5 separate regions of the Homo sapiens genome follow, and all the other regions are linked to region 1. Evidence: chromatin loops called from intact Hi-C (ENCODE). Cell type or tissue: heart right ventricle. All regions are shown on one strand.

Region 1 (5,000 bases):
ATCGCCTGAGGTCAGGAGTTCGAGACCAGCCTGGCCAACACAGTGAAACCCCATCTCCACTAAAAATACAAAAAAGTTAGCTGGGCATGGTGGCACATGACTGTAATCCCAGCTACTCGGGAGGCTGAGGCAGGAGAATAGCTTGAACCCGGGAAGCGGAGGTTGCAGTGAGCCAAGATCATGCCATTGCACTTTAGCCTGGGCAACAAGAGCAAAACTCTGTCTCAAAAACAAACAAACAAACAGACAACAAAAAAAACCTCAACCTGGGGTACTTAGACTTCACTATTCTGGGCCTTGGATTCCTTATCTGCAAAAAATGATAGCATTGGCTCTTACATGAGGCAAAATACAAAATAGCTGGCTCATGGCTGGTATTCAAAAGCATGATGTTCTCATGCCCCCACAAGAGAGGTGGCAGTGACTCAGGTCCCTAAGGATGGGTGGAATTTTGACAGGCAAGAGAAGGCAGGACTTTGAGCAGCCTTCTTTGAGGCAGGTCTTTAAGCAGCAGGACTGAGCAGGGAGTAGTGGACAAGTGCCTGGATTCTAATTCTGGCTCCACTGCTTCCTAGTCACATGATCTTCAGCAAATCACTAATTTCTTGGTGCATCAGTTTCCTTATCTATGAAAATGGGAACACCAGTAAAATTTGTCTTCTGGGGTTGGTGTGAGGATTGAGTTAGGATGGGTAAACACTTAGAACAGTACCTGATATAGTGAAGGGTCATAAATTTTATCCATTGTTATATATGGAGGGGAATAAGGAGTCCAGATTTGATATGATTTGAGGAGTATGGGAAATAGGACTAGGAAGGTTGGGACTAGATTTTAGAGGGCCCTAAGTGCCCAAATTAGTCTGGACTTAAACACAATCAAGGCCCATCACAGGCTCTTGAATGGGGGTTGACATGGATTAATAACAACTCTTAAATGGTAAAGGCCAAATGGGCTCCTGTCATAGGTATAAATTATACCAGAAGAGGCTGCTCTTGAACAGTGACTAAGCCTTCTCCTGCTCCCACCCAAGAAGCTATTCTTTGGAGAAAAGCAGAAGGCAGAAGGACAGATCAGGTCTGGCTGTTTTTCCACTTAGTATCTCTTAATCCAAAATCCCAAATCTCCCTGTTTGGCTAGCAGGGACATTGTGGAAGACTATCACTTGGGGTGTCCAATCATCACTTATGGTTTTCAAATAAGTAGCCATGAGCTACTATTTGAAGTCATGAGGTTCATTATTTGGTCTGTCTAAGCCCACACATCCTGCCCTCACCCCCACCCAAACCCAACCCCAAGCAGGCAAAGTCAGTTGAAGACCATTCCACAAATCTCCAACATGCTCTTGAAGGGCAACGCCGTAATGCCTAGGATCCACTGTGTAAGTGGCAGAAAGACTAGCAGGCAGCAGTGACTTGTTGACATGATACTTCACCTGATTTCATTCAATCTGGGCTTTCAGAGACAGGCAGAATCAAAGGAAATGACTGAGAAAAAGCATTCCGAGTTCTGGAGATGTTAATGAGCATAGCAATTAGCATAAAGGCAATTTTGACATGTGTGGAAGTTCTTTGTACATAGAAGTCCCCAGTGCTGAGCCCAGGAGCAAGCTGGTGTGGTGGATGTGCAAGTGCTTTGTGACAGGAGAACACACTGGAGCACAAACTGCACGGGGCCAACTCACAGAAAAATAAAACCCTCATGCTCATTTCTTGGCCTTCAGGATCCAGAAAAAAAGACCACAGCCTCTGTCAAATGTAATGGGAAATAATTCCTTTGAATCTGTGATTTGCTCAGATGAAAAAAAAAGGGAGTCGGGTAATCCTTAAGTGACCCCAAGTGGTAAAAATACACCAGCACAGTGTTCTTTGTGGGTATTCCTGTGACACTGGCGCCACCTGGTGCACTCAACTGGGAAATAATGAATCACAACCCCATGAAGGCTGGCGTTGAGGGGCCCCATGCATTTGCGTTATTTTGTAAGTAAGTATTCTCTTGGTGCTGGGTTAACAACAGTGGGAAAATGAATAATAATTTATGGGCAGAAGCACACGATAGAGTTTATTACAACCAATAGAATTAACATCAATATTTTAAGTGAACAGAATTTTATGATATGGGTATAAGCAAGCCAATGTCTCCAAATTGCTAGCCTTTAAGAGCCAAACAAAATACCTCAAGCTTTCAGCCTGTGTGTCTGTAAGTTAGCCAATTCTCTCCCCAATGCACCTAAGGATTCTTGAGAATGCTTACAAAGCCTGATTGCCACTAAGCCTGATTGTCACTCTTCTGAGCTTTAGACTACTACTCCAGAGAAGTTGCTTGTCCCCTCTTACCATTAGGGACCAATTTCCCACAGAACAGGATCCTAATCAGTTCCCACACCCTGTTCCTAGCATTACTTTGTCTAAACACAGAAGAGCTTTCTCTTTCATACGCAAGTCATACTGACAGACCTACTTGCCGACCTAGGTAGCAAACATCTGAAGGTATTAAGAGAATCACAATGTAGAAAAGGAAAATCAAAACTCATTATCAAACAACATTGCTCCAATATTCAACTGACCCTGTCCCTACCGGCCTCTCCTCTCTCTCGACTCCTGTTCTGATCAGGATTTTCTATCTCAGAGTGTCTTCCCCGAGACTCTAATCCACCACAAAAAACTGGAAACCCTTCACACCCAATTATTGCCCTGCAGAGAAACATCCTCTGGCTGCCTCTTCAAAGTCCTACTTTGGCAGCAGCAAATATTTATCCTTAAATTGGGATTCAATTCAAGGAAACACAAAACTAGCAACCAATCACAGTCTTTTCTGGTGAACAGAATGAGTTACCCAGCTGGAGAACAAGATGTGAGGTAAAGTATTGGGTTAAACCAGTGATTTTTAGAGTATAAACTGGTCCTATCTAAAGCAATGGCAATGTTTTAAATAAAAACAAAGTAGCAACGTCTAAAACAGAGAAAAGGCCAAATGGGTTTTGAAAAATTGAAGCATCCTTAAAAAGACTTGCCTCAATCCCCAAAGTGACTATTTTGAAGGGAATTAAACTCACTTGGCTACAGGTGAGTAGCCTCTGAGTAGACTACGGGTGGTGAATAATCTTATCAGTTTCTTGAAAAATTACATATGTTACAATTTCTATCAAAGTGTTTCTCTACAATAATCCCCACTACATAATATTTCAACAAGGGCTCCAGCTTGAGTCTGACTATATGTAACCTTAAGACACATTGGCTTGGATGGGTGCAAAGGACACAAGGATTTGCAATAGGACCAAGAAACATCTAGGGTCAGACTCAGTTTAAGGCAGCTGCTCCCAAGCCTGGCAGCACATTAACATCACTGAGGCCATCTAGGCCCCACTCCAGAGCAATTAAATCAGAATTTCTGGAGGTGAAGTGCAGACACCGGTATTTTCTTTTAAAGTATCCTAGGGGACCTTAATGTGCAGCTGGGGTTAAGAACCACTAAGCTAAGGAAACAGAACTCAAGGTGGACATCTTGGGTCCAAAGGCAGTGAACTAGGAGACATGATTCTAACACAGCAAGCATCTGTCTTTCAGACGTCATTTTAGATCTTAACCAAATCCTCAAGTAAAAGATTGCAGTGAGAATAAAAGCTCTAAGAGTTGTTTCTCTGTAACAGTGTGTCTTGAATTGTGGTTCAAGGTCCATCTGCATGAACACAATTATTTCAGGAATTTGTTAAAATGCAGATTCCTGGTTCCCACCTTATATCTAATGATCTCTGCATGTGATTTAGCTCTAGAAGTCAGTAACTATTGTTGGGATCAAATCCAGGCCTACCTGATGACTTGTCTTTCAAATTCCCCTCAATACTTTTGACCAGAAAGAGTGGAATCCATCAGAAAAAAGTAGACATTTAAATGAGTTTAAATGAAAGGTAATGATTTAAAGCAGTAGAATGGAAAACAACTGCAAAAATTCCCTCTCCACTCCTCCCTCCAAAGGAATCCTCTATCAATTACTTTGGAGTAGCAAAATAGTATCCCTCCCTTTCCTTCCTGTTCCACTACATTTTTTCCCTTCTGACACATATTCCTTTTTCCTCCCAAATAAGGTCACTTAGAAAAAATGCCTGGTAGGACTTTAGAAACTGTCAACATCTATAGAGAAATGATAAAATTACTGCAAGAGAACCTATCAGGGACCTCATTTTATATTTATCTATACTTTTTTGATATTTTACAAATCTCATTCAAATTGAAATAGTGTGTCGTTCCCTTTTAAGTCAGAACAAGGAGAGGAATGTGATTAAATAGCTTTACCCATTTGGAATTGGCCAGGAACCAACATTTTTTTTTTTAATCTGGGCAGTTCCCAGTCATTGCCACATGCACTTCTACCTTTAAAGACAAAAATTAGGAAATCAAAAAAAAAAAAAAAAAGCCTGCACCTTATTTAAAACAAGTCTAGGTCCCTGTTTATCTGATGATGGTGGGACCAGGAGTGGGAGCCCATGGGAGGCAAGAAGTTGCATGTAAGATGTGAGACTACCTCTACTCACCAGCACTAATTCACACACCATATGAAGAGACATCAGGAAAGCATACTTTGAGCGCAACAAACTATACTTCAGTTTGTAAAATAAATTGTACAGACTTCTTCCTATATTGTTAGTGTTAACGTCAACCAGCTCAACTCTTTCAGAAAGCAATCTGATGACTCTGAAAAATGTTCATAACATTCAGGCTCTTTAATTCAATAACTCAATTTCTAGGAATCTAGTTTAAAATAATTCAAAAGACAGAAGATGTTCACTGCAGCATTCTGTGTAACACAAAAAATGTAACTACTATAAATACAGTACACATGCCTCCTCATCTACTAGACATTTTGCTGAATGCTTAACATGATCCTGAATAATGTGAATTTTCACCATTTTCATAAAGAAATCAAAGCTTAACGGACCTTGCCTTCTGTCATATTTATAGTGTGAGTTAGAGCCAGATTCAAATCCAAGACTAATATTATAAAG
Region 2 (5,000 bases), 1.1 Mb before region 1:
AGTTGCGTGATCTGGGCTCATAGCAATCTCTGCCTCCTGGTTTCAAGCGATTCTCCTGCCTCAGCCTCCACAGTAGCTGGGATTACAGGTGCGCGCCACCACGCCCTGCTAGTTTTTGTGTTTTTAGTAGAGACGGAGTTTCACTATGTTGGCCAGGCTGGTCTCGAACTCCTGACCTCGTGATCCGCCCACCTAGGCCTCCCAAAGTCCTGGGATTACAGGCATGAGCCACCACGCCCAGCCTTCAAATTACTTTTTAGAGCAATAATAGCAACAGTAACAATAACCGCTAACAAAATTATGGGCCAAGTGTTCTTCTAAGCAGTGCCAGTCACCAGGAGGCAGGTACCACTGTCACTCTCATCTTACAAAGAGGAATTGGGCAAAGAGAGTTGAAGAACTCATATAGGTCCCAGATCTATGAATGGAAGTCTGGGGATCAAAGCCAGTCCTCTAAGCTCCGGGTCCTGTGCTCTTCTTGACCACCAGGCCCTGCTACTTCCCAGCACAAGCCTGCCTATGTTTGTATCCTTGCAATTTTGAAAGAGGGCAAATTATAAATTCAAAAAGTATAAGCAAGTTCTAATTTAAACACGATAAGGGAAAGCTTGATAGACACAACTACAATGCAAATTTCAGTCTTCAATCTGTTTCTGAAAATATTTCTTTTTCAAATGCCACTTTCATTTTATTGCTGTTTATCCTCATCACATTCAAAATTTAAAGGCTAGCGTACCCAGGTCCTCTTCTGATCTGAGAGTAGCCACCAGAATCTGCTTGAACACCATTAATAGCTTCTGTGGGCTTAGCCCTTTGGAAGGTAATGGGGATCGTTACCTCCATTTTGGGGTCAGGGTCTGAGAAAGACATTGTAGTTCCATATTTATCGTGTTGTCACCTAGAGCTTAAAACTCACACCTTTGCACCCAAGAGCCTAGTCCCCTACCAGAAAGCTGGGCCTCATATGGACAAGGCAGATGGCTGATGGCAGGATTTCGGACACCAGTATGATCGTTTAGGGCAATACATTTGCTCTAAGGCCAGCTGTTACCCATGCATGGTGCTGTGGGGTTAAAATCAAATTAAAACAAACAAAACTAGAAAGAACAACCTTGGATGTTGAGTGAAACAGACCTATATTTGCATCCTGGATTTAATACTTAATACCTGGGTCACTTTGCAAACTACCCTTTCTGAGCTTGCCTATAAAATGAAGCTAAGAACAATCCCTGCCTCTTACATTTGTTGGCAGGCCAACTCTTTCTTCCAAGGCCAGAAACTGTATCCCGGAATAATCTTCCCTGTGTAGTCCCATATCCCCATTCAATGAGCAATGCACACCACAGCCAGAGGCCCTGACAGACTCTGGGACCAACCTTATTAATGGGAGGCCTGAGAAAACACCCAGAAATGATATCTATTATTTATAATTACATAGTGCCTGCCATTTTTATGAGATTTTTTTCATATATTATTTAACTGTAATAACGGTCCAATGCAGGAGATACTGTTAGCCCCATTTTTCGGATAAAGAAAGTGAAGCAAAGACACGCTGAATGAATAAGTTGTCCAAAGCCACACTGCTACGAAGTGGTAGAGCGAGTTTTTGCATCTCAACAGTCTGTTCTGGATCTTGACTTTGTACTGCTGTGTCTCTGAATATTGGACTTACTTTCCAGTGAAGTAAAAAGACATATAAACAGTTGATTCGAAAGCAAGGTGGTAGGCCCAGCGATGGAGGCATGAAGATGTTAACTCAAGGAGTCGGATGAAGGACACCTTCCTTAACTTGGTGGGTGAGAAAAGACTTTCTGCAGGAGCCGAGGGATTACATCAGGAGTTCCTAAGCATTAGTGCACATGCGAACCACTTAAGGTATACATAAGATCATGCCACTCTCCGCCTACGCCTACTGATGACCTCCCATTGCAAGCAGCATACAAACCCAACTAGTCCTTCCAGATCCAGCCTTCCCTGTCTTTTCTGATCCCATCATCTTCGACTTCTGTCTTGTCCGCTAGCCGGCTATCTCTCCAGCCTTCTCTGTGTCTTGGACCTGCCAACCTCATTCCAGTCTTGGGTCCTTTGCACTTACTGTTCTTCTTGTTTGGAGTGCTCTCCCCTCATAATAACCACCTTCTGCCTGTCCTCCACAGCTAAGCCCTCTTCAGACCAGCCTCCCGTTCCCTCTAGCTGACATAGCTCCGTTCCAAGCCATTCTTTATCACAGTGCCCTATTTATCATCTTCAAAGCCCTCGTTAGTACCTGAAATTATCCATCCATCATTTCTGCATCTATCTGTCTGTCTGTGTGTTTGTCACTTGTCTCTCCCCACTAGACTGTAAGCTGCTGGGGGCAAGGCTGTGTCTGTGCACACCATATCCCAGAGTCAACTTCGGTCCCTCTATCAGTATCGGGTAGATTGCCTGGGAGCTTCCGAAGGAGGATTTCCAACTGCTCAGGGAAAACTTCCTGGAGGAAGGAAGACTGGTGTCGGGACCAAGTGATATGAATTTAGGAAAGAGAAAGAAGATGTTTATGGCAGCGGGGGGTTGGCCTTCTTTTTCGTCTAAAGCAGCAATTCAAATTAAAAAATAAAATAAAATAAAGGACGGACATCACCGTGAGGTGCTCTGAAGTGCTAGAATGGAGGAGTATCAGACAAGGAGCCCAGAAACCTGTGTTATTGCCCCATCTCTTCAACTAATTTATTGAAAGACCTTAGGTAACCTCTGTCCCCTCTGGACTGCAGTTTGCCCATCTGAGAAATGAATGGTTGGGATTGTATTGGTCTCTAAACCACCCTTCAGCGCTCAGATTCCAGAAGGATACATTTTGACCATCCTTGTCCAATCACTGCCTCTAGCCAGGGACACACACTCAGCTCTGTCACCATGGAACAGATGTGTCAGCGGCAGCAGGAATTGTTTAATCTGAGCCTCCACCTGGTCCCTCCAGTATGCTCTAGGCTTCCTCGCCCTAGAATGTGGTTATTAACTCCGAGTGACCACCAGGTGGCGCCGTTCCCCAAGGCACTGTGCATCCTCCAGAAGGTCATTTGAATGCCCTTGGAGCTTGATGACACGCAAATAACCCAGACCGATGTTCAGTAAATATGTTGGGGTGCTAGCTCTCAGGGGATGAGAAGGCATTGCTACATAACCAGATGTAGAGAAAACTGAAACGTGGGAAAAGCTGAGAAGAGCAGCCTCCTCTCCGAGTTTATACAGCCAGACCTGAAGGGGTGGAAGGGGTCGGGACTGCATTTCTCCGTGGGTGCTCATTCCTGCCCTGTGGTCCCCACGTCCCCACCCGGGCCCCTTGACCCCACCGTCACCTCGTGAAGTTTCTTTCCACAGCTGTGAACTCGAGGCCACGAGGATTTTGCAATCTTCATTTTTGGAGAAAACACAAGGCAGTTGTTGCTCTGACCCAGGGGCTCTGGCCTGCGGGCCCTGCAGCTGTCTCTACAAGAGGCACATGCAGGCAGGGGCTGGAGAGAGGAATGAGCAGGGACCATCGCACTTGAGATTTGTTCTCGCTCTCTGACAAATTCAACAAATATCCACTTAACCCTTCATCTGTGCCAGGTGTCCTGTGCCTCAGGCAGAGCTGATGCCGCCTTCTGGAATTCTCTGACCAGCAGGTAGACAGGTCCATAAAAAGGGGTGACAGGGCTCTACAGGTGACAGGACAGTCTAAGGAGGGTCCACCGAGGCTGGAGTGGCTCAACCTAATTCCCACAGAGACTCGGGCCGGTCAGGAAGACTCATATAACAACTGACACGTGAGCCAAGCATTGCAGGAGGACACTAGGAGGATGAGGGCTCTATCCATGTAGGAGGGCAGTGGGAAAAAGGCATGGCCATGAGAGAGTCGGGGTTTGGAGGGCTGAACATGTATTGGGGTAGCTGGGACTTAGATTTTAAAAGAAGAGTTAGATACCACAGAGGCAGGGAGGAGCCGGGGAGGTAGGAAGCACATAGACCCGGTGTATGGAGTGGTCCGTAGCTCTGCATTATCCCAGAGCAATGATAGTTATCTGGTCATCATGGGGCTTTCAGCTGGAGAAGGAAGGGATCAAACAGCTTAGGAGAGTGGCATGGCTGCACCCTGATGCAGAGATGGGTTGGGAGGCTGCATGGGATCAGACCAGAGCCAGACTCACAGGTAGGAGCTTTGCCGGAAGTCGATGCAGCCTGACTTAGGGCCGTGGCCACAGGATAGAAAGGAGGCAGCAAATGAGGATCACCGCCTGGCAACAATATCAACAGAGGAAAAATAAGCCCCATTGGTGGTGACAATTATTTTTTTCGTAAATCCACAGGAGAGACATCCTCAAGATGTAATTTATGTGTAAATCAGTTTGTATTTTCACTGGCTAACAGTGGAGGATATTTGAAGATCTTGTCTTCCTATTTCTTTGTTCACTGATTTTTTTCTGTTGAAATTGTTTGAAAATCCCATGTTTAATATGACTCGGGATTGTCCCATCTTCAGCTGTTTGCATAGTGTCATTTCCTATTTCTCAGGAGTAGCTGGCTTCAACGAAGCATCCAAAACAAACAGATGAGATGAAGCCAGAATCAAAAGGCCGAAAAAAATGTGATTATGAAGCAGTGTGGGTCGTGGGACCAGTTTCCCTTCACAGTTGTTTTTACTTACTGTTTGCATCAATTCTCCAAGCGGTGTAGATCGCCCCCTCTCCCCACCCACACTCACTCTAACCAAAGACACAGCTCGGACTCAGGGAGACAAGCCAGCCGCTGGACACTTAAGAAGGGCTCCTTCCAAGTCCCATCACTCTGCATCTGCTGGATCCATCTGGGCCCTGAACTCTTTACAAGACCATTGCATAGGCCACAGCGGCTCCTCCAACTAGCAGAGTTCTCCCGGGAGAGAAGGCAGTTCCTATCTAAGAACAGGATTGCAATGCCCACCTCTCTCTGCAGCTCCATCACGTGTGGCCATGTCCACAGCTCAGGAAGGGACAAAGGGC
Region 3 (5,000 bases), 280 kb before region 1:
TGGTGAGCACATGTAATCCCAGCTACTCGGGAGGCTGAGGCAGGAGATTCACTTGAACCTGGGAGGTGGAGGTTGCAGTGAGCTGAGATCATGCTACTGCACTATAGCCTGGGCAACAGAGTGAGACTCCGTCTCAAAAAAATAATAATAAAATAAAATAAAAAAGAAAAATAAATATGAAGTAGGTAGAATTATCAGAACTCAAAGGATTGAAAGCCCGTGTGGAATGGCTCACAGGCTGCATGCCACCTTTGATAGTGAGTTCCGTGAAGGCGGGCATTTGTCCGTTCTGAGTCTCCCATGGCTGGTATACTACCTGCTGAATGCATGTCTCGCACTTCTGTTACTTCCCACTCCTTCGATGTGACATAGCCACCTGCACTAAGTGTTTGAGAGCAGGGATTAAAGGGGAGAGAGAGCCTTCTATTTTGGTCTTGTCATTAAACCAGCTGCCTCAAATTATTTTTAGAAAAAGGACAGGTAAAAATAAACGTATAGGACTAGTCACATGTCTATGCAGGAATAATCACACATCTTTGAGAAGGGGAAAGCAGATGTAAGATTTATTTTCAAATAGTAAGGGCCAGCATTTTACAGCTGCAATATCCTTTATTCCTCAGAACAATCTCTCTGGTGTTCGGATTACTAGCTCCATTTTACAAAAGAGAAAGCTGAGGCTATGACAAGCTAAGTAACTTACCCAAGGTCATCCAGCTAGAGACCCAGGATTCACACCCAGCCCTTCTAACTCCAAAGCCTGGTTTCCCTCCACTAGAGTACAATGCTCCTCCCAGATTTCTGAAGTAGACACCGTGGGACGTAGGGGACAAGAAGAACAGTGGATTTAGAGAAGGCCTTACCCTGGAAGTCTCTGCCCTGGTATTTATTTCCAGCACTTTGTGTTCTTTGAGGTTCTGTGATAAAGGTGAGCTCTAGAATGCTCTCTCTGTCCAATCCCATCCTTTCCTTGGCCTATCCTAGCCCTGAAGGAAAGCTCCCATAGAAGGCACTGCCAAGTCCTCCTGTTTCTGTGCGAATGGGAAGCACACCGGCCACCCATGGCTTCCTTGGGGCAGAGAACTGAGAGCTCCAGACTAAGAGGCAGCCCCTTTTCTGGGCATGAACTGCCTGTCCTGCTAGTAGAAATTCCAAACTTGGGACTGACAGTGGCTCTCTCAAGTTCACTGAGAGTGCTGGACCTTTCTGAGAAGCAGGTCCGGTGTCATACTTAGACGGCATACCCTGTGGCTGCAGGCAGCACCACTGCCTCCATGCCCACCCTGCAGCCTAAATGGGTCAATCATACTTAAAAATGCTTCAAATGCATTTATTGAGTTCTTTCTATTCACTAGACTCTATGATAGATGGGAAGCCCTTGAGTTTTTTAAAACTGAACTCCTTTATCATGGGTTGGGTTCCTCACTGACTTGATCAGATTGGTTAATCTAGTAGAGCCCCATTTTCCCTCTGAGACAAATGGAATAATTTTAACATGCATCTAATCTTTATCATCCTTATAAGCATGCAAAGTAATATCTGCACAGTACTTGGCCCATAACAGGCAGTGAATGGTGGTTGTTATTATTATTAATAACTACCAACACATTGGCCACATAGTAGGTGCTCAATAAAAATGTAAGGATTGGAAATTAGGCTCAAAGTGTTCGCTTTAATTCCCCATTTGAATTCCACCCAGAGCAGGGAAGATATGGGAGAAGAAAGGGGAAACCCAACATATTTGGTGTTTGGAAACATGACATCCAAAAATGTCTGTTTTCTTTTCTTTCTTTTTCTTTTTCTTTTTTTTTTTTTTTTTGAGATAGGGTCTTGCTCTGTGGCCCAGGCTGGAGTGCATGGCACAATCTCAGCTTGCTGCAACCTCTGCCGCCCTACAGGCACATGTTACCATGCCTGGCTAATTTTTGTATTTTTAGTAGAGTTGCGGTTTTGGGATGTTGGCCAGGCTAGTGTTGAACTCCTGACCTCAAGTGATCCTTCCTCAGCCTCCCAAAGTGTTGGGATTACAGACGTAAGCCATTGTGCCTGGCCCCAAAAATGTCTGTTTTCTTTCTTTTTTTCTTTTCTTTTCTTTTTTTTTTTTTTTTTGAGACTGAGTCTCACTCTGTCACCCACGCTGGAATGCAGTGGCGCGATCTTGGCTTACTGCAACCTCTGCCTCCTGGGTTCAAGTGATTCTCCTACCTCAGCTCCCCGAGTAGCTGGGATTATAGGCATGCACCACCACGCCTGGCTAATTTTGTATTTTTAGTAGAGACGTGGTTTCTCCATGTTGGTCAGGCTGGTCTCGAACTCCTGACCTCAGGTGATCCGTCTGCCTCAGCTTCCCAAAGTACCGGGATCATAGGTGTGAGCCACTGCACCCAGCCTAAAAATGTGTGTTTTCAAGTCACAACTATTTTCTTTCCTGCAGCTGTCAGGGGATAGAATTACTTAGGAACTGTGGCCAGCTTTTTGAGAGATGAGTTGGTGGAGGAAAGACCTACTTAGATGAAAAAGATAACACACCAGACGAATGGTCCCTCCAGTGCTTATGTCATCTGGCAGAGCCCCCTAAGTTAGGAGGAATTTCCCTTGTACCTGACAATAACATTTTTTCAAAATAAAATATGTTGAGGCTGAGAATTTTATCTTGGCTGAGCTTTGTACCATTAACTCAAGATTAAATGCATCCTGTCCAAATTCTTTTGCTACTTGAAATGGGTCTCAGGCTCGTGGTCTCCAGATGTTGATTCTATATGTGTCCCAAGAAAAGAAGCTAATTGCTCTTTGCGGTAGAAGCATGGAAGTGGGGCTGTGGTGGCTGTCCCGGTGCACTCCTTACGCCCCACTGCAGAGCCAAGGCAGGACTCCCCCAGCCACTGCAGCTTTGCCTGCTGAAGTGCAGAAGGTTGGCGGAGGTTCAGCTGGCTCCCTCCCTTCACACTATGTTTAGCTGAAAGCAGCTGCCATGCGGCCCCTCCAGTGAGGTATCCCAGTCTCACAGTTGACTGATGTGGGGGAACAAAAGCCTAGCCCTTCAGTGCTTCAGTTTGGGACAAAGTGCCACCCCAGCTCCAGAGCTCTCAGCCCTATGAGACTGGCGGAGGCTGTTGCTGTGAGGGCTTCAGAATTGAACTTCTGGCCACACTTACTTTCTGTCTTTTTTCTTTCTTTTTTTTTCGAGACAGAGCCTCGCTCTGTCGCCCAGGCTGGAGTGCAGTGGCGCCATCTCGGCTCACTGTGAACTCCGCCTCCCGGGTTCAAGCGATTCTCCTGCCTCAGCCTCCCAGGTAGCTGGGATTACAGGTGCATGCCACCATGCCTGGCTAGTTTTTGTACTTTTAGTAGACATGGAGCTTCTCCATGTTGGCCAGGCTGGTCTCGAACTCCTGACCTTAAGTGATCCACTCGCCTCAGCCTCCCAAAGTGGTGGGATTACAGGCATGAGCCACCACACCTGGCATATGTTTACTTTCTTCACTCCTCTGCAGGGAATAATTCAGAGGATGTTCCCTATAAACTTACCGCACGTGCATCTCCGGCTCAGAGATGTTGGTGCCAGGAAGGGTTTGAGGAAGCAGACTGTGTATGGGATTTTGAAGTTTGATCACTCATCAGCCAGTTGACCACGAGGACCCCATCCCTTGTGGCAGTGGAGCACTGATTCCCCCAGGCATGCTTTGCAATTGGTAAAACTTCCATGATACACTTGGGTGGAACAGCTATGGAAAGGAATGGACAGGAGGTGCAAGACTTCAGGAGTTTGAAAGGCTGGTGAGGAGGGGCGAACAATGGAGTGAGATGGCTGTTGCTGAGAACCATCAATGCATTTGAGAAAGGCAGTGGAAGGCTGAGAGTGATTAATCACGAAGGTAAAGTGTGACAGCCATAGGACCTCGTTGGTAGCATATAAAGAGGCCATCATCTCTCACAACTGGAGGGCGGAAAAGGCTGAGTATCAGACCCGAGATTGAATTTATAAGAGTTGTGGCACCCCAGAGATGGTCAAATTCTCAACCCTATGCAGTCGGTGATGCCAAGGTCAGGGTCCTTGTGCCAGTGCTGTGAGACTGCAGCACAGTTCAGTGCCTCCCTCCCTCTGCCTAGCCTCGCTGCCTTCACTCCTCACAAGAGCACCCCCACAAGAATCTTCCTGTACCCTAATCTCAATTTCAGAATCAGCTTCTCAAGAACCCCACGTTGGACAGGGCAGACGACCGTACCAACGAGGAGTCATCAGTTCCCCGCCAGCAGGGCTCAGTGTGGGTTTCGATGACTTTTTTAGTTTCGCCTCAGTCTTTGCAGTTACTATTCTCTGCACCTGAAACACTGTTTCTGGTCTTTCCACAGCTCTTCACTCAGGGTTCAGCTCAAATACTGCTTCCTCGAGAACATTCCTTGACCACTTATCCTGAAGTATTCCATGTCATGCCTGCTCAGTTTCGGTATTTCACATGACCCTGTTTTATTTGCTTCACAGCCCTGACAAGCATTTGCAACTATTTGCTCATTTATTTGTTTATTTTACTTTCCATCCCTCCCCCTGGAGGTAAGTTTCATGAAGTCCCAGGCCAGTGTTTAGTGTTGTGCTTGGGAGCTATATAAATATTTTTGAAGGCAAAATAAATAAAAAAATAAAAATTAAAGAAGGAAAAGGAAGGATGGAGAGAAGAAAGGAAAAAGGGGAGAGTACTGGGTTCAAATTCTGACTTTGGGTGGGTCATGGTGGCACACACCTGTAATCCCAGCTACTCAGGAGGCTGAAACAGGAGTATTGTTTGAACCCCGGAGGTGGAGGTTGCAGTGAGCCGAGATTGTGCCACTGTACACCAGCTTGGGTGACAGACCAGGCTCCATCTCAAAATAATAATAATAATAATTCTGACTTTGGTGAACCTGGAAAGATTCTTTGACTTCTCTCACCTTTTGATGCCTTCTATGGGGATCAAAAGGGGATACAAATTCTTTTTGAAATTCAGTGAGAGAATTTGGGCAGAGAG
Region 4 (5,000 bases), 110 kb before region 1:
TATAAAATGAAAGAAAAGAACCTAAACAGAGACTGAACACTTCAGGGCAGGTGCATCAAGGAGGAAATCAAGAACCAGGTAATATAAAATGGATTGTAAACTCTCCTGACTTCTTTAACAAACTACGTGGAATACCCATGACTTTAAACAGACTTTAATAAATTGATGTTGTCTGGAAGTATCACATTGTACAGGCCAGTTGCCCCTGCACCAAATGGCCCCAATTTTCTTTTCCAGGTAACAATTCTGTTTTTATTTTTCCCATCTCCTCTCTCCCCAAGCTACTGCTTATCAGTTCCATTGCTCAACGCATCTCCAATTGCTACTAAACCATTATTTACACTAACAAGGGGAAGAAATTATGTTTCCCAGAAGAAACCAGTTACTCAACCTGATTAAGTCAGTAATTTTCCCTTCACGCAGAATTCTATGCCACCAAACTCTTAACAAGAAAGCCCGACGTTGGTGCATATCTGCTCATGAAACATGCATGTGCTTTCGGAAGGCTACTTTGTGTGTTACCCGGGTGCATTTTCTGCCTGCTTCTGGGGTGATGGCTGTGCCTGAGAGTTAGGAAGTTCCTATACCTGACCGTCCCATAAGCAGAGTGCTGATAAAAGTTTCAATTGTGCAAATTGCCAAACTGGCTAGGTAGAAGTGGGAATTATTGGCGTGTTGGCCCTAGGCATGCACAAGAGGGAAATGAATGCAGGATTGGATCAGAGAGGCAGGGCTGGTGTGAGAGGCTGGACTGTGAACAGGAGAACTTAAACAGAGACTGAACACTTCAAGGCAGGCGCATCAAGGAGGAAATCAAGAACTAGGAATCAGCAAAGGCCACCTGAGATGAGGAGATAGAAACAAGAGAAATCATCTAGCATTCTCTCTGCTGGGATGTGTCTCGCCAGGGAATGTTATCAGATCACCCTCCTTTTGGAGCAGAAAGGCCGTATCTAGCTACATAGGTGCCTGGGAAGGCTAATATCAAATGGCTCAGCAATATGGTGCCTTTCAAACCAACAGTCTTTAAATATATGTCCAAAATTTACTTAAAGAGGAAGTTACTGAACAATGCATGCAGGAAGGGCAGAGAAAGTGCTCCAGGGGTTTCCATGGCTCTCGTCCATTGAGCCTAACAGTTCTGCTCAGGCCTTAACTTGCATTACCATTCAGCAAAATAAAAGTCCTGCAGTTCACCAGACCCACTCCCTCAAAATGACAATTTGTTTGAGTATATCTCTTAGAGATCTCACCTCCTCACCTTTATCCTAAATGGCTTCTCAGGTATCCCTTTACTCTACATTCCCTCTGAGAGGTGTCCTGGTAAACACAAGTGTCTCCATTTGATTGCATTTCCCATGTTTTTGAGCCCCTTCTAGATTGGTGCCCTAGACAGCTGTCGAGCTGTCCCACCCTCAGTCAGCTCTTGTGGCAGCCAAATGCAATAGTCTAGTGGCCTTTCAAAGGTGACAACTCATTTCTCCCCCCCACCCCCCACACACTCACATCTCTAGCTAGAATATATTCCCCAGTGTTTTAAAAGAATGAGCTCCTTAAAATTATTTAATCCAATCTCTGGTTAAAGAGCAGAAGGCACATAATCTCCAATAGGACAAGACATTTGTTCAAAATCACACACAGGAAATTGTAGAGCTAGAATTTGAGCCCAAGTCTGCCCATGTTGTGAGCTGCCACTGTCCCATAGTGTCACTGGCATGCCTTGGGACATAGGGAGGCATGGGAGAGCTGTTAGTAATTTGCATCTGCAGTGCCCAGTGTAAAGGAGGTAGCCCCAGTAACGTTTGCTGGATTGAATGAGTCAGGTAAGGTGAGGCCTGAGTCTCATGGCTGAGAAAAGGCAGGACTGGGGCACAAGGCCATGGCTAGGTCCCGGCCTAGGATCCCAGGCTGGAATCCTGTCAATCCCTCCTCCCTTCAGTTAGGCCTCGTCCTGGATACTGGGTCTGGCTGGGGCTCACTGGCAAAGGTTATGGGGCCCCAGCCCTGGAATATGCAGGGCAGTAGGCTGGAGGCAGGCAGGGCCTATACTTGTGAGCTCATCCAAGAGGAAAAGCTATAAAGAGGTATATTTTGGTTCAAAACAGAGAAGAGTTTAATAACCATTAAAAAACAGAATGAGCAAGAAATAGTGAGCCTCCCATCATCAAGGGGTATGTAAGCAGAAGAACATAGTGGAAGGCATCCAGGCATTGAGGTTGGAGTAAACAATATGGAAGGTCTTTTCTCTCTCCGAGAGTCTGCGGCACTTTGAAAAGGGAGAGGTGATTGATGGTTCCCAAGTGGAGATGGTTCTTTTCAGGACTGCCCTGGCTGCTACTCTGAGTTGGTTTCAGGAACTACAGCCTTGCTGGGGGAGGGAAAACAGCATTTTAAAAGGACCATTGCACCAGGAACTATACGTGGTCATCCTTTACATATGTTATCTTATCTAACTGTCACAACAATGCTGTGGGTGCTTTCAGCCTCTCCTGTCACATGGAGAAACTGAGGTTAAAGAGGTTAAGAAGGCACTCCTTGGATCTGAAGCTAGCAAGGGTCAGAGCCAGGAGTCAAACCCAGGCCCGCCCGACTCTGCAGCAAGTGCACTTTATACCACTGCCAGCAGTCATACAATGTCCTAGCGCTGGGCTTCCTCAGTGTCACTAAGGTCTGTCTCTAAGAGCGTGACATGTGGAATTGGAAACTGAGTCATCTACTTTGGTGACAGGTCCTGATTAATGTTGGGCTAATTTTAGATTTCCTCACAATTGCTCCTCTTAATATACAACAGCCTCTAAATATAATGTTGGCGAATGTTTTGTTTTTGTTTGATTTGACCAGAAAAAGGAGGACAGCAAAGGAGATGAGGTCATGGGTATAGTACCGTCCAGCCAGCACGCTGCTCCTTTGAAGGGCTTCAGAAAGCTGTGATAGGGACAACGGCAAGAATCTCCACTGCTTTTTCCAGCTGATATTCCAGGCTCGCTACCCCTAACTAGATGCAGTCTTTACCTCCCTGGTTGCAGAAAAGTAGAACCAGCCTGCCCTGGGCTCTCTGGTGTCTCTGAAGCATAATAAATACTTCCAGAACAGCAAAGTGTACACAGCACAGTGGCAGGCACATTGGAGGGGCGGGCAAGTCAGGCATGGGCACAAACATAACACCCTGGCACAGGCATGGCCTCCTCTTTCAGTTCCTTCCTGCCCAGCCATTTTCAGAAGTGAAATCGAGTTGTTTTCCCCCTTCCAGCCCTGCAGGGCCTTAGCCTGGGGTATTCAGCCAACACAGTGCTTAGCAAGCAGCAGGCATTTTGCACATACTGTGAATGGATGTATGAAAATGATCATGCCAGCATTACCTAGAATATTAAAAATTTAAAAGCAACTTATAGGTCCAGGCCAATTGTCTTTAAGGAAATCATGTGGTGCCCACAAGATGACAGTTCTTGCTTGTCCAAGTTCAGGATGGGATTTGAAGTGCAGCTGGGGACATTCTCCTCTGCATTAAAACAACAAACACACAGCCTCACCCAGCTACTTCATAAGAAACCCCAGCTCAGCCTCAGACTAGTTGTGTGACTTTGTGTGAGTCCAAGTCTCCCTCGGCCTCAGTTTCTTCATCCCTCAGATGGGGAGAAATACCTGCTTTTGGGGGACTGCCAAGAGGATTCAGTGAGAAATGCGAGTAGCTGTCTTGGCTTAAAGGAAGGCACTCCGGGGGCCTAGCCCAGGGCAGGTGAAATACCACAGACTATAGTTTTCTCCTCCAATTTGCAAAAGCTTTCTTTGTGAAAAGTATTAAAAGACATGAAAATGAAGTTGCATATAATAATAAACAAGGTGTCTTGTGGAAAAGAACCACCGCAGAACTCCATGCTGTCTTGGGAACTCCAAGGCTCCTGGCGGCCTTGTCTGGACAGCACTTCAGAGACCCTTGTGAAGGCTCAGCAGGCAGCGGACAAGAGCAAGAGTGGGCAGGGGAGGTCGAGCCAGGGGGCAGCCAAGAGGAGGAGCATGGGGAGAAACTGCTCCAGCCTTACAGCAGCCAGGAGGGGGCGCTGTTATTAACCCGTTTGCGGTTTAGGAATCCCAGGCTCATAAGAGATTGAGGCTTGCACAAGGTCCCACAGTTGCAGAGCCGTGGAAGTAGGAATTGATGCTTTCCCACTTTGCTGGCTGCTTCAGCAGCTCGGGTTCCGATGAAGTAGACTTCAAGGGCTCCCCTCCCTCCAAGACTTTTTGAAGACCTCTTTGGAGAAAGAGGATGAGATGGCTAAACTGTCACTCTCCCTTCTTTCCGCACGCAGCCACCATACGCCACCACCAGTGCAAGTGGCTGATGGGGTTCTTAGAGGGCCAAGGACATCAGAAACAGCAGCCTTCAAAGACCCTTGTGTCCAACCCACTCACTTCTACATTTGGGGAAACTGAGGCCCAGGGAGAGCGGTATCTGTTAGGATGTTTGATCATGAGATAAACAATCAGAAGTCCTGGGTTCCAGTCATGACTTTGCCTCTAACTCTCTGTTATGTGCCCTGGAGCTGAAGACCCTTCAGCCACAAAATAAAGGGCGTGGGTGAGGCAAAGTCCTCAGAGCCTTCCCAGCTGGGAAGCGGTGAGGCTGGACACCCCTTCCCCGTGCCAGGTCTCATCTGCAATGCATGTGGGTGGGTGCAGGGGGCCAGCGCCCTCCCTTCCAGCCCTGACAGGCCGCAAGCCTCCTCCCCGGACCACTCAGCCCCCACCCCACCCCCTGAGACAGAAAGAGGCAAAGCTACCTCTGAGGGGGCACAGTAGGCAGGTGCCCCCACCTCATTCTTCCCTGCCTGCAAGTGATTAGAGGAAAGATAACATTCCAGGGGGCTGAGGTGGGGAGGGGGCAGGAGGTGCAGATCAAGGCGCCCCCCAGCCCGCACCCTGGTCGGGGCCGGCTCTCTCAGCTGTCTGTCCATCACTGCTGCAGGCACTGCAGGGCCTCCCAGCCCTAGGAATGTTAGGAA
Region 5 (5,000 bases), 160 kb before region 1:
AGGGATTTGGGAATCAGATATGTTGGGACCTCAGATTCCCTCCTGCACTCACCCTCTGCCTGGCCTGGAGCAATCAAGGAAGGCTTCCTGAAGGAGGTGCTGTTGAAGCTGATACCTGGGCAATGGTTGATGCTTTGCTCTGGTGGTTGAGGGAAAAAGAAATGAGGTGAAGGAAATCACATTAATCATGTGGAAACTGGGTATTATCATTGCTGCGGCCTCCACGGATGCATATTTGGTGAGGGAATGTGAGAGAGCTGGGAGGTAAGAGGTGGTTACAAAGCGATTCTTTTCCTAAGGCAGTCACCCACAGAATTGTGACTCTAGGAGAGCAAAGGCAGGAGAGACCCCTGGTGGCTGGGGCAGTCAAGGAAGGCTTCCTGGGGGAGAAAGCCCAGGCAGGGGAGGAGAACGCTGGCCAGGCATTGGTGAGCAGTGAGGAGCATGGCACAGGGTCTGCGCTCACCCAGGGATGAAGTTCAGCCTCTCCTCGTCGCTCGCTTTGTAGTCCCGGGTCTGTGGTTTCCTAATTTATTTGGCTTGAAATTTGTGTCAAACTTTTTTTCCAGGTGTAATTGAAACCAAACCTCTAAATGCTTGTTCATTCCTGAGGGAAATTAAAGGTGATTTCAAGCAGGAAGATCACAGATTTTAGAAAAGGGGTCTGGCAGGCAGGGGCAGGGGTGGATTCTGGACTGGAAGGCTCAGCTGTGGGAGCCCCATCTGATTAGATTAGCTGCTGCTGATTATGCTTTCCGGAGAGGGGGTGCTGCCTGGGAGATGCCCGCCCTTGTTGGGGATGAGGAGGTTTGCCAGCTGCAGGGCCTGGTGCGGACCTGGAGGTCTGGGGAGGTCTCTTGCCCCATGGCCCCTTGCCCAGGAAAGGCCAAGGTGAGGAGAGGGCCAAGGTGGGGTCAGGGAGTGGACGAATCCCCCAGCTCAAACCCACCCTCCTCAGAAAACCTCTCTGTCCTGGAGGGTAGCTAATGGGGAGACTCGGGGGAAAGTTCCCCTGCCCCCCACACTCAGAGGCTGTGTGACCTCAGGCAAGTCACACAGCCTCCCTAAAGCTTTCTGCAACTCAGTTCCTGCATCTGTACAAACGGAACGGAAAGATGACCCTAGAGTGGCAGCCAGGATTAAATTAAATGAGATGGCGCCTGTGAAACCCTCCAAGCCTGTGTCATCATGGGCACCTACAGATATCTAAGGTGGACACTAAGGTGGCGTCCCAGCGGTCGAGGGAAACAGCCAGGGGTTAATAGCGACTTAACCAAGATACACATTTTCCTCAAGGAGTAAGGATGGGCCTCATGGGTGCCTTAGAAACAAAAGCCATTTTTATCTCACTTTCCTCCTGCCCATAAACAGATATTTGAAAAGTTTGCCATGTAAGCTTTAATTCCTGCTCACCCAGAAATATTTTAAAAGGGTGCAAACTTTTCTATGGGTTGAGCACTCTGCTAACCACATTCCATGCATTTAAGCACTGAATCCAACGAAAGATAGGAAGTAGGTATTACGCTTCCATTTTACAGGGGAGAACATTAAGATTCAGAAAAGCTGTGTAAATCTGTCCCCGGGCCTGGGGCTGGGACATGCTGAGCCTGGGTAAATCTAACTGCAAAGGGCCCATTCTCCGACTCTCTTTTTACACCCAGCTCAAAGCCTCTTCTCTGAAAACCTGCTTGGTGTGAGACAGGCTCCGGACCCTGAACAGCTCTGTGAGGGCAGCAGTGTAATGCACACCCTACAGAGATACTCAAGCCCAGACTCCGTATGAGAGAGGTGCTTCCGACCCACTCCTGTTGACCTGCTCCTCCCCTGTCCCCTCCTGGATCTCAGCTTTCCTGGCCACCAGCTGCCCTACTCCTCATTCCCCATCCTCTCTCCTGCCTCAGGGTTGCAATTGACTCCCACCTGCCCAACGGCCTCCACTCATGTGCCCACCCAGCAAGGCTGTCTCAGGTGGTCTTGGGTGGCACCTATTTCCACCCAACCCCCAACACCCTCCTTCACAAGCACCACCCAGAGGACAGGTGGTTCCACACTCTGATCATCCCCCAGCCCTCCAGTCTGGACCAGATGCTGATTTCTCATATCTGAAGTACCATCATATGGTTTAGGGATTTGTTCTGTGTCTCTAAGGCAGAGTCTGGAAGCTTTGGGGAGGATTCCAGCTTATCACCAAGAAGGCGTTTCAGGAGTCTGGGGGCTTGGACAAGAGATTGACTTCCTCAGGAAGAAGTGAGCCTCCTGCTCCTGGAAGAGTGGGAGCAGAAACTGGACAGTCCCTCGGCAAAACAGCCAAGAGGATCTGGGATTGAGCTATGGGATCACACTGGCTGCCCCCTGAGGAAACTTTACGTCTTTAAGAAAACTCTGTCCCACCTAGGACACCACCAAAACGTAGTCTTGCACTTGCTCCTGGCCTGAAGCCCACGTCGGAATGCGCTTCAGAGGCTTTTCCTAGCAGCCACTACTTACGCCTGCTGGAACTCCCTCTTGAACCCAAGCTCTTCTCTCTTCCTGGCTGTGGCCAGGCCAGGTGGACATATTCTGTAACCAAACACTCAGGCTGCTAATGTCATCCAGATGTTCCCCGCTGGCTGCAGCCAGGGCCTGGCTCCCGGTCAACAGGATGTGCCGCCGCTCAATGTCAGGGTTTCTCCTCTAAGGAAAAGCTTCATCTGTCAAGCAAATGAATATGAACTTACTCTGAAACTAAACTGAAGCTTCCCACTTTTCCCCCACAGCCATGAGTGCCCAGGAGGGCACCTCCAGCGTGGCATCACGACCTGAGTCAAGTGCCTCATCTCTGCGTTTTCTTCCTGTGTGGCCTTGGCCAGGCTGCTTAATCCCACTGAGCTCTACTTCCTCTTCATCCAAAGGAAGGTTAAATGGTCTAACATAGGGCTGCTCACACTGTAGGTGTGTTTGAGTCTCCTGGGGGTGGGGGTGGGGGGCTTTGTTAACATGCAGAGCCAGATTTAGCAGGTCTAGGGTGTGGCCTTTCTAACAAGCTCCCAGGTGATACTCCTGCTGCTGGTCAGTGAGCAGTGAGGCTTGGACAGACAAGAAAGGCAGGAGAGGGGAGTGCAGGGGCTCAGGACTCAGGCTCCGGCAGAGAGCACCTAGATTGGAATCCCACTGTGCCTACTTACTGGCTGTGTGACCTTGGAGAAACTCATTCGACTTACCATGCCTCAGTTTCCCCATATGTGAAATGCAGATAATTAAAGTAACTACCTCATAAGGTCATTGTCAAGATTAAATGAATTAACACAGATAAAGAGCTTGCAACAGTACCTGACATATAGCTTTTGTTTGTTTGTTTTTAACATAAAAAGATATGTAAAAGCTTTAGCCCTTTCTTATGGTGCATAATCACTGTCCAATAAATGTTTGTGACATCCAAAAACAGGGTATGGGTGGAGCCATGAAGAGTTGCATACATTTTGACCTGACTTAACAAATGATATGATTCCAGGAACGCAAAGATTTTCATCTTTTTTTCTGAATCTCAACGAGTCACGGCCAGTTGGAGTTTGAAAGTCTTAGAGATTGTCTGGTCCAGTCTCTCTAGTTTATGGCCAAGGGCACAGAAGACAAGAGGAAGAGACTCACTCAAGGGTATATCAAGCTTTCAACAAAGAACTGGCTGCTTCTTTTTAGTGTTCAGGTCTTCCCATGGCCAGAATTTGCCCCAGTCTACCAAGTCCAGCTCAATTATTTTATTTGTGGAGCGGTGGAGGGGAAAGCTTGGTAACAGCCATGGGAAGCATTGGAACAATTGATCCAGAAGATTGCTTGCAGCCATGTCTCCTACCCCCACCCAGCTGGGAGCTTCTTAAGGCCTCCCATTCTGCTGGTACTGCAGGTAACAGTCAATTCTCATTATTCATGGGAGTTATGTTCTATCAAGCTGCCTGAATGCCAAATTAGCGGACACGGAACCACAGCTCCTAGGAGAAATACAGGGCCGGGTTCCTGTGAGCTTCTCATCACAACACTGTTGTCAACCAATCAATACATCACCTTATTTTATGCACGTTTCTGTTTAAAGACACCTTATCAAATATATATTGTTGTTTCACTAACATTCAGTTCACGACCAACAGCACAACTCGCAGCTGAACAAAGCTTAGCTAACTCATGGATGCTCTGTGTCAGGCACATCACAGCCTCCTCGTGCTCAGAAGCGCTCGACAGCACTTCAGCACTGTGCTTAGGGACCATTTAAACAACAACAAGCACGAAGATGCGAAAAACATGGCACTAAATATACCTCAGAAAGGACATTCGGACACAGTCTGAGAGCCGAGACAAGAAGGCAGAGCATTGCACCATTCAGCCTAGGCTGGGAGCATGTGCGTCAGGTGATTCAAATTTCTCACCACTTTGTGCAGGTTCTTGGATAACTGCAAAGGCACCACAAGTATTGATTTGGGGATTATGAATACATTTTAGCCAGCAGGTGAATTTGCAAATAGAGAATCTGTGGATAATGAGGACTGACTGTATTTGTGCACATGTTTCATGCCTACCTCTGGGCCAGGAGCTCTGGGAGAGTAGGGTCCCTGCCTATTGTCGTTTTCTCTCCACATCCCTGGGGTCTGGGACATGGGAGGAGGGAAAGAAGAAGGGGAGATGGAGCAGGCTTTAAGCCTTCTGGCAGATCAGAAACTCACAGCCTGCTGGCACTGCTAGAGGAAACATTCTCTTTAATGAGCTTTAGGAGATCCTGGAGGGGGAAAATAATCAATGGCAACTTTCTCTCCAACTTCAGGAACCACTTACCTTCCGGGCAAAGCTTCTCTGCTGGTCTTTTCTCTTCCCTTTCCCAGCCATTCCCACCTGGCATCTCAGGATTCCCAGGCCGCCCTCCTGGCACCAGCATGGTGGTGTGTAGGCAGGTGGTATGGCCAGGGGCAGGAGGAACCCCCAGGATGCTGAGGGTCAGTGGCCAAGGATGACATTCTGGGAGAACTCTCGGACAG

What was found. Peaks named below come from ENCODE experiments on the same cell type or tissue, not always from the same donor. Only the 100,000 strongest peaks of a DNase experiment are listed, where the experiment ranks them.
Region 2: a loop joins it to region 1, with 8 times the contacts of the local background. A loop is called at or near these places in 31 of 110 quality-filtered maps.
Region 3: it touches region 1 in a loop (4-fold over the local background); 11 of 110 quality-filtered maps call a loop at or near these places.
Region 4: it touches region 1 in a loop (17-fold over the local background); 26 of 110 quality-filtered maps call a loop at or near these places.
Region 5: a loop joins it to region 1, with 8 times the contacts of the local background. A loop is called at or near these places in 5 of 110 quality-filtered maps.

What each region holds. Positions count from the first base shown.
Region 1 is chr2:15,634,356-15,639,355 of GRCh38, reverse strand. No RefSeq gene overlaps it. Among named protein-coding and RNA genes, the nearest start is that of DDX1, 45 kb to the right of the region's middle. RefSeq lists a silencer at 3,345-3,545. In heart right ventricle, a CTCF peak has its summit at 1,877 (motif pointing left); a DNase peak (open chromatin) is centred at 1,915.
Region 2 is chr2:16,755,386-16,760,385 of GRCh38, reverse strand. No RefSeq gene overlaps it. Among named protein-coding and RNA genes, the nearest start is that of CYRIA, 92 kb to the right of the region's middle. In heart right ventricle, CTCF peaks have their summits at 2,805 and 3,008 (motif pointing right); DNase peaks (open chromatin) are centred at 3,015, 3,355 and 4,775; H3K27ac peaks cover 1,667 bases.
Region 3 is chr2:15,912,684-15,917,683 of GRCh38, reverse strand. No RefSeq gene overlaps it. Among named protein-coding and RNA genes, the nearest start is that of MYCNUT, 5.2 kb to the left of the region's middle. In heart right ventricle, no CTCF peak of the experiment used is centred here; a DNase peak (open chromatin) is centred at 2,923; H3K27ac peaks cover 289 bases.
Region 4 is chr2:15,747,966-15,752,965 of GRCh38, reverse strand. No RefSeq gene overlaps it. Among named protein-coding and RNA genes, the nearest start is that of LINC01804, 60 kb to the right of the region's middle. In heart right ventricle, a CTCF peak has its summit at 4,056 (motif pointing right); no DNase peak of the experiment used is centred here; H3K27ac peaks cover 609 bases.
Region 5 is chr2:15,793,186-15,798,185 of GRCh38, reverse strand. No RefSeq gene overlaps it. Among named protein-coding and RNA genes, the nearest start is that of LINC01804, 100 kb to the right of the region's middle. In heart right ventricle, no CTCF peak of the experiment used is centred here; a DNase peak (open chromatin) is centred at 2,586; H3K27me3 peaks cover 468 bases.